Regions from separate parts of the Homo sapiens genome. Here region 1 is linked to region 2. A link is a loop called in an ENCODE intact Hi-C map of the cell type or tissue named here. Cell type or tissue: psoas muscle. All regions are shown on one strand. Region 1 has its middle 75 kb from the start of MIR302CHG. Region 2 overlaps ANK2 (ankyrin 2).

Region 1 (4,000 bases), 530 kb before region 2:
GAAGCTGAGGCAGGAGGATCGCTTGAGCCCAGGAGTTTGAGGCTGCAGTGAGCCATGATCACGCCACTGCACTCCAGCCTGGGTGACAGAGACCCTGTGTCAAGAAAAGAAAAAGGAAAAGAAAAAAAAAGAGAAAAAAGTTCTCTAGAAATGAAGGAAAGAATGCCATGTATTGAGTCTGGGCTCATTGCCATCCAACGAAACTAAGTTTTGGTTGGGAGACATTAGAGAAATATGTAGCCAGTCAACAACTTCTGATACACCTACACAGCTGGAACTAGATTGAATCATAGATCTCACGAACCTGGAATTAAGTTACTGGTTACTTGCTCCTGTTTACTGAATCTTATGTTTAGTTTCATTACTGCAGTGGAAGGGAGGAAAAGTAGTTTTCAAGTTCTTTTCCTTGAACTCCTTGCTTCAAGTGATCCTCCCACTTTAGCCTCCTGAGTAGCTAGGATTATGGGTGCAAGCCACCACACCTGGCTCCTCAAGATTTTTTTTTGTGGGGGAAGCAGGGTGGGCAGGACGGACTCACTCTGTCACCCAGGCTGGAGTGCAGTGGCGCGATCTCGGCGCACTGCAACCTCCGCCTCCCGGGTTCAAGCAATTCTCCTGCCTCAGCCTCCTGAGTAGCTGGGATTACAGGTGACCACCACCATGCCCGGCTAATTTTTGTATTTTTAGTAGAGATGGGGTTTCACCATATTGGCCAGGCTGGTCTCGAACTCCTGACCTCAGGTGATCCTCCCTCCTCGGCCTCCCAAAGTGCTGGGATTACAGGCACGAGCCACCGCCCCCGGCAAGATCTTTTTTTAATTAGCTGTCTCGTCAAGGACTTGATATAAATTTCCTGGTTAATGTTTTTATGGTGATCAAAAGCATTGCCACCTAAGAGCATTTCTTTAGAACCTAACAACAAAGGTCACAGTTAGATGATGATCACAGGAACAAACAAATATGGTTCTTGACAACTAATGAGAATGTGCTTTGACAGAATTTATTCTTTAGTTGATATGATATATGCATTGCATTACTAAAATTATACTGTGTTTACATTTTAAAATATCAGTAAAGACAAGGATTATAATTTTATACCCTAAAACATTAAAGGGAATCTGTTAGACATGCTCTGTATCATAATTCCTACGATAACTGTTCTCTCATGTTTTCAGTTTGAGTACTAATGCTAATACAGGAAAAATCTTTTTTTTTTTTTTTTTGGAGACAGAGTGTCGCTCTGTCACCCAGGCTGGAGTGCAGTGGTGCGATCTCAGCTTACTGCAGCCTCTGCCTCCCGGGTTCAAGTGAGTCTCGTGCCTTAGCCTTCAGAGTAGCTGGGACTACAGGCGCATGCCACCATGCCTGGTTAATTTTTGTATTTTTTGTAGAGACAGTGTCTCACCATGTTGGCTAGGCTGGTCTTGAATTCCTGACCTCAGGTGATCCGCCGCCCTCGGCCTCTCAAAGTGCTGGGATTAAAGGCGTGAGCCACCATGCCCGGCCAGAAAAATCTTGAAAATGTGAGATTATTGATTCATTTGACAAATATATTTTGGATGCCTAATATGTGTTAGGCAGGTTAAAAGTTTTAGGAATGCAGCAGTGACAAAAACAAAATCCTGGCCCTCATGGAGTTTACATTCTAGTAAAAGAAAGGAAGAAAATAAAGATACAAATATATAGACACACACACATACACACACACACACACACACACACACACACACACCACACCATCCCATACCCATTAGAATGGCTACTATCAAAACAAAACAAAACAACCCAGAAAGTTACAAGTGTTGGAAAGGACATGGAGAAACTGGAACCCTTGTGTGCTACTGATGGGAATAAATAATCGTTTAGCCACTGTGGAAAACATTATGAATGTTCTTTAGAAATTAAAAATAGAGCTGCTCTATGATCTAGCAGTCCCACTTCTAGAGGGATAAATATACTTCTGGGTATATACACAGCAGAATTGAAAACAGGGTCTCAAGGAGATATTTGTCCACTCATGTTCACAGCAGCATTATAGTCAAAAAGTAGAAGCAAGCCAAATGTCAGAAGAATGGATACACGAAATGTGGCATATACATACAGTGGAATATTCTTCAGCCTTAAAAAGGAAACACATTCAGCCGGGTGCCGTGGCTCACGCCTGTAATCCCAGCACTTTGGGAGGCTGAGGCGGGTGGATTGTCTGAGCTCAGGAGTTCAAGACCAGCCTGGGCAACAAGGTGAAACCCTGTCTCTACTAAAATACAAAAAAAATTAGTTGGCCATGGTGGCGGGCGCCTGTAGTTCCAGCTACTCGGGAGGCTGAGGCAGGAGAATTGCTTGAACCCAGGAGGTGGAGGTTGCAGTGAGCCGAGATTGCGCCACTGCACTCCAGCCTGGGCAACAGAGCAAGACTCTGTCTCCAGACAAAAAAAAAAAAAAAACAGGAAACAAATTCTAACACATGCTACAACATGGATGAGCCTTAAAGACACAGTCTTTTTTTTTTTTTTTTTTTTTGAGACAGAGCCTTGCTGTGTCGCCCAGGCTGGAGTGCAGTGGCGCCATCTCGGCTCACTGCAACCTCTGCCTCCCGGGTTCACGCGATTCTCCTGCCTCAGCCTCCCGAGTAGCTGGGACTACAGATGCGAGTCACCATGCCCGGCTGTTTTTGTATTTTTAGTAGAAACAGGGTTTCACCATGTTGGCTAGGCTGGTCTTGAACTCCTGACCTCAAGTGATCCTCCCGCCTCAGCCTCCCAAAGTGCTGGGATTACAGGCGTAAGCCACTGCACCTGGCCAAAGACATTGTCCTAAGTTAAAAAAGCCAACCACGATTCCAAATATATAAGGTACCTAGAGTAGTCAAATTTACAGAGGCAGAAAGTAGAATAGTGGTAGCCAAGGGCTGGAGGCTGGGGGAATGGGAAGTTGTTGTTTAATGGGTACAGAGTTTCAGTTTTGCAAGATGAAAAGAGTTCTCGAAGATTGGTAGCACAACAGTGTAAATGTGAAAATGGCAAATTTTATGTTACATGATTTTATCCAATTTAAAAATATAAATAAATAATAAAAATTTAAAATATCAGGTAGTAAGAAGGATTATGAAGAAGATAAAACAAGTAGGTGCACAGAGCACTTGGGGTGGGGTGGGTAGATTTATATTTGGTGGTCAGAGAACACTTCCCTGATAAGTGACAGTCAAGCAGAGATCTGAAGTCTGTGAAGGAGGAAGCACACATCTGGGGAAAGAGCATTTCAGCAGATGTTAAAGCAAATGCCAGTGGTAAAAAGTGGAACCAGTTTGGTGTGTTCTAGGAATAGGAAGAGAGCCAGTTGTAGCTCAAACATGATAGGAGAGGAGAGTGGTGGAATAAGGTCTCAGAGAGGTGGTGATGGACAGATCATGTTTCGAGTTATGCCTGAGTATGTATAAAGGCATCCTGGTATGAATAAAATGTAGGTATTATATTTCTCTGTAATTGTAGACATAGTGTCTGTTTGTTTGAAGGCAGATGATTCTGTTGACTTACCTCAGACATATTTTCACTCTCTGTACCTCTCTAAGTTAGATGAACATTCGTATTGGAGATAGAGTCTCCAAGCTGTATTCAGTATTATTCTTCTTCCCACCCCCACCTTGCCATTTTTCTAAGGGAATAGATTTCCAAAATTTTCAAGTTGCAGAATGAATGCTGTATTTATAGTTCAGAGCTAAAATTTAAGCTTATTTTAAGAATTCTCTTATTGCGGGAGGCCGAGGCGGGCAGATCACAAGGTCAGGAGATCGAGACCATCCTGGCTAACACAGTGAAACCCCATCTCTACTAAAAATACAAAAAATTAGCCGGGTGTAGTGGTGGGTGCCTGTAGTCCCAGCTACTCGGGAGGCTGAGGCAGGAGAATGGCGTGAACCTGGGAGGCGGAGCTTGCAGTGAGCCAAGATCACCGCCACTGCACTCCAGCCTGGGTGACAGAGGGAGACTCTGTCTCAAAAAAA
Region 2 (4,000 bases):
AAGCTCAAAATTAAGCACTGGATATAACACCCACCCCTCAACCTAATCTTCCTGTTATCCTTCTTATCTCAACAAATGGCCATCTAATTTTTTTTAGTTTCTCAGGCCAAATACCCATGTCATGTTGGACTCTTCTTTTTCTCACTTTCCACATTCTGTCACCAAACACTGTCACCTCTTCCTTCAAAATGTGTCACTAATTCAGCAGCTTGCCAACAATCTCATTACTACCACTCTGGTCCAGATCACCATCAACCCTACCTGGAGGACTGCAAGAGGCCCCTAATTGACTTCCCTTCTTTTGCATTCTGTCCATATGGTCTATTCTCAGCACAGCAGCAAGAGTAATCCTGTTGCCCTAAACCTTCCAACAGCACCCCATGTCTCTCTGAGTAAAAGTCAAACCTGCAAGGTCTCTCACCTCTTTGAATTCCTCCCCTTATCCATCCTCCTCAATCACTTGCCTTAAACCACATTCTTCTCCTTACGATTATTGATATCGATCATGCCCGTTATAATCCCAACACAATATATTTGCACTTGCCTTTTCTAAGCCTCAGGTGTTTTTCCCCCAAGTCAACAAGACTAGCTCTCTTACTTCCTTCACGTCAAAACTCATCTTCTCAGTGAGGCCATTTCTGGACATCCTATCAAAATTGCACTCACGTACACAAACTCCCTAGGCCATTCGGTGTTTTTGTTTTCTCCTTTCCATTGATGGCCATCCAATATACTATATACTTTAATTCTTATTGTTTTTAAATTGTATGTCTGTCTTCCACACTAGAATGTAACCTCGATAGAGACGGGGGTTTCCTGTCTGTTGTGTTCCCTGCTGTATCCACAGTACTTGAACAGGGCTTGAGTAGGTGCTAAGTAAATATGCGTAAAATCAACAAAAGATTAGATGATGAATATTTTATTTTCCACGTAAATAACCTTCAAATAGGTAAAACAGCATCAATGAATGTTAATTTTTCAAAGAAACATGCAACACTCCAGTCCAAACGTCATCAAGCCTTGAATTTCTTCTACACTTTGCAATTATCTTCCCCTCAATGCATAAATACTTCTCATCAGCCTGTTGCTGTTTTCTAAACTTATTTAATGAACTTCTAAACATGAAAGTAATAATTATGAATGAAGATTATTTCAAAATATATGAATAATTTATAAGTCACATATACTCTACCACAATTAAGAATTAATGTATTTGTTTTTGTTGTCCCTCACTGTTGAAATCACCTTCCTTGTTGAGAATATTGGGCGGGGGGCCTTTTCTGGTAAAATATCCAGATACAATTTCTGCTTTGTTGAATGTAATGACTGTCAAACTGGATACTTGGCGAACAATCCTTTTTCTAGTGGCCATATTTGCATTGGTATTAATAAAAGACAATAGTCCCATCTCTTTAATAGGCAAATTGTTTTTTAAAATTTAGTTTTTTCCTAAGTTTACATATTGTTTCCTGAAAGTTTATTTATTTAGCTTTAAAAAAAATGAGAGTCTTACCGAGTCTGATGAACAGTGCATTACCCTGCTTTCTTGTGTTCCTGCTGTTGACCTTACTCTAGAATTAAGGCTAAAGCTGTTTTGGTCCATATTAATGAAGACAAATTTAGATTATCCTCAACTGTAAAAGTTGTGAGGTCATTGGCACATGGCCTACATTTGCCTCACACTCTTCTAGCCCTTACCTACCTGTTTTCTCCAAGTCCAATTCAAGTAGTCTCCTAATACTATAGGTAAAAGGAATTGTAAAATTTCAGAGGAACATGGATCTAAAAGATGGTCAAAGTTTCCATACCTCCCTGACCTGCCCACTTGCTTCTCATTCACCCACTTCCCTCTGTATTTATAAGAAATGCAGGCAGAGAGATTAAGTGAATGCAGACTGCTATGCATGGAGTTGGATACAAATAACTGAAGCATTAGGTATTATTTATTTTTCTGTATTTAATATTGCCCTAATAACTGTAAAATCAGGCTAAATTGCCACACATACCATGCATGACAGACATACTAATTTGCATTTTTGTCTATGGTAGCATAATTATGAAATTAAATTATCTCTTAGTGTTCATCTCTGCGAAATATAGTCTGCTGTATATTCTGATGTCAAATGGAAATTATTTTTTCCCCTGCCACTAACTGTGTTAGAGATCAAGAATCAACTTTGCTGTACTTTGGAACCTGAAAATAATGAAAAAAAAAAAGGACATTATTTTGTTTTCTTTTAATGTGCAGAATGGGCTGTCTCCACTACACATGGCTGCCCAGGGAGACCACGTGGAATGTGTGAAGCACCTGTTACAGCACAAGGCACCTGTTGATGATGTCACCCTAGACTACCTGACAGCCCTCCACGTTGCTGCGCACTGTGGCCACTACCGTGTAACCAAACTCCTTTTAGACAAGAGAGCCAATCCGAACGCCAGAGCCCTGGTAAACTTGGCCCAGTCCACATTAACTGAATACAGATTGAGACAAACAAACCCACATTCATTGACCAACATGCATACACCAGCAATGCAAGGTTACAGATATGTAGTTAATCCTGCTAAATTTGTCATCCTTCACAATCAGCCTGTGTACTTCATACATTCATAGTTTGTTAGCAAATGCTGGTGAGCAAAGATGTATTTAAGAGAACACCAATGTAACATTTCTGAAACTAGTGAGTTGCAAACAGATAGATATGAAACCTTTGGAGTGATAAGCAGTTTTAAATGGAAAATAGAAGTTGAAAAATAGGAAATTACAAAATAAATTCTAGATACCTCTAGATAAAGTTAGAACACGAGTATGAAAAGTTGAATTTATTAATCTCTTTTTGGAAAAAAAATTAATGGTGAATATATTTGACTATGTAAGGGGGTATAAAATGTAAGTCTATGCAGAGTTCAATTGAAAATTTTCATTGTTGACTTGATTACTCAACCATAGGCTAATAGAAAAGTTATGCCTAGTGTGTTACGGCTTCAGGGAGCATTTTATATACACCATTTCAGGAACTGCTCAAGAGAAAACTGCAAGAGGCTGTCCCTAGAGCAGCTTTATGTCTCCCCAGTTCTGATATTGAATAAGTCTTCCTTGCTTCACTTATTTTCTAACAATAATCATTGGAAGTATTAGACATGTACTAATTTATGCCTCTTGTGTCCTAATTCCCAAACTAAAAGTAAATCCTTTTTTTCTATGTGTTTACATGGTTTGTGTCTGTTAAAATTGGTCTTCAAACAATCAGTATTTAAGCTGAGAGACCATCATTAGAATCATCAAATATTAAATATGATTTTTACAAGAATTTTTCCATTGGAATCAATTTATTGATAATTACGTGGGAAGTGAATATATTTTCCAGATTATATGTAATTATGTGAAAACATTCATTTTGTCTAGGGAGTCAAAAACATTAATTTTTAATTGGATAGTGGTCAATAAGCTTATAAAATATCACAGCCTGTTAATTGCAAATATTTTAAGTGCTGCATGTGCATGTGGCTATTTATATCTGGCATGTTGTATAGCTCATAAACAGGGGAAATGACCTAACCAATTAATTATGTTTATCACTCTATTGTGAAAAATAAGAAGTCATCAGCTTAAGTAAGACCATATGCTTTCCTGAGAACTGCTAGTGTGTAAAAACGTTGACTGATGATTGGTCCATGTTGGGACATGCGAAATTGTTAGCTGGCAGAATAGACATAACAAAGGAACATTGTTGAAATAAAAAAAATATATAATACACGATGAGTAAGCACCGGGCCATTTAACATATTTTACTTAATTTGCCCCAATTCCTGGGCATTAGCCTAGTTCGCCAAGTTAGAAAGTACCTGACAGACTTCTTCTCCACATTTCTTTACCCCAGAGCTACCTCCTTGCATTTATCCCAGAAATTCTCCATACATTTCTTGAAAATATTCGAGAACTTAACAGTCATTTCTTTATACAATAAAATTTATCTCATTGGCATATATGTTATAAAAATGA

The links. Peaks named below come from ENCODE experiments on the same cell type or tissue, not always from the same donor. Only the 100,000 strongest peaks of a DNase experiment are listed, where the experiment ranks them.
Region 1: it touches region 2 in a loop (4-fold over the local background); 1 of 110 quality-filtered maps calls a loop at or near these places.

Annotation. Positions count from the first base shown.
Region 1 is chr4:112,722,859-112,726,858 of GRCh38, forward strand. It overlaps a transcript of ANK2 not described here. Among named protein-coding and RNA genes, the nearest start is that of MIR302CHG, 75 kb to the left of the region's middle. In psoas muscle, no CTCF peak of the experiment used is centred here; no DNase peak of the experiment used is centred here; H3K4me3 peaks cover 488 bases; H3K27ac peaks cover 495 bases.
Region 2 is chr4:113,253,487-113,257,486 of GRCh38, forward strand. It overlaps ANK2 (ankyrin 2), which reads left to right. Exons shown (of 46, transcript NM_001148.6): 11 at 2,249-2,446. Among named protein-coding and RNA genes, the nearest start is that of MIR8082, 100 kb to the left of the region's middle. In psoas muscle, no CTCF peak of the experiment used is centred here; no DNase peak of the experiment used is centred here.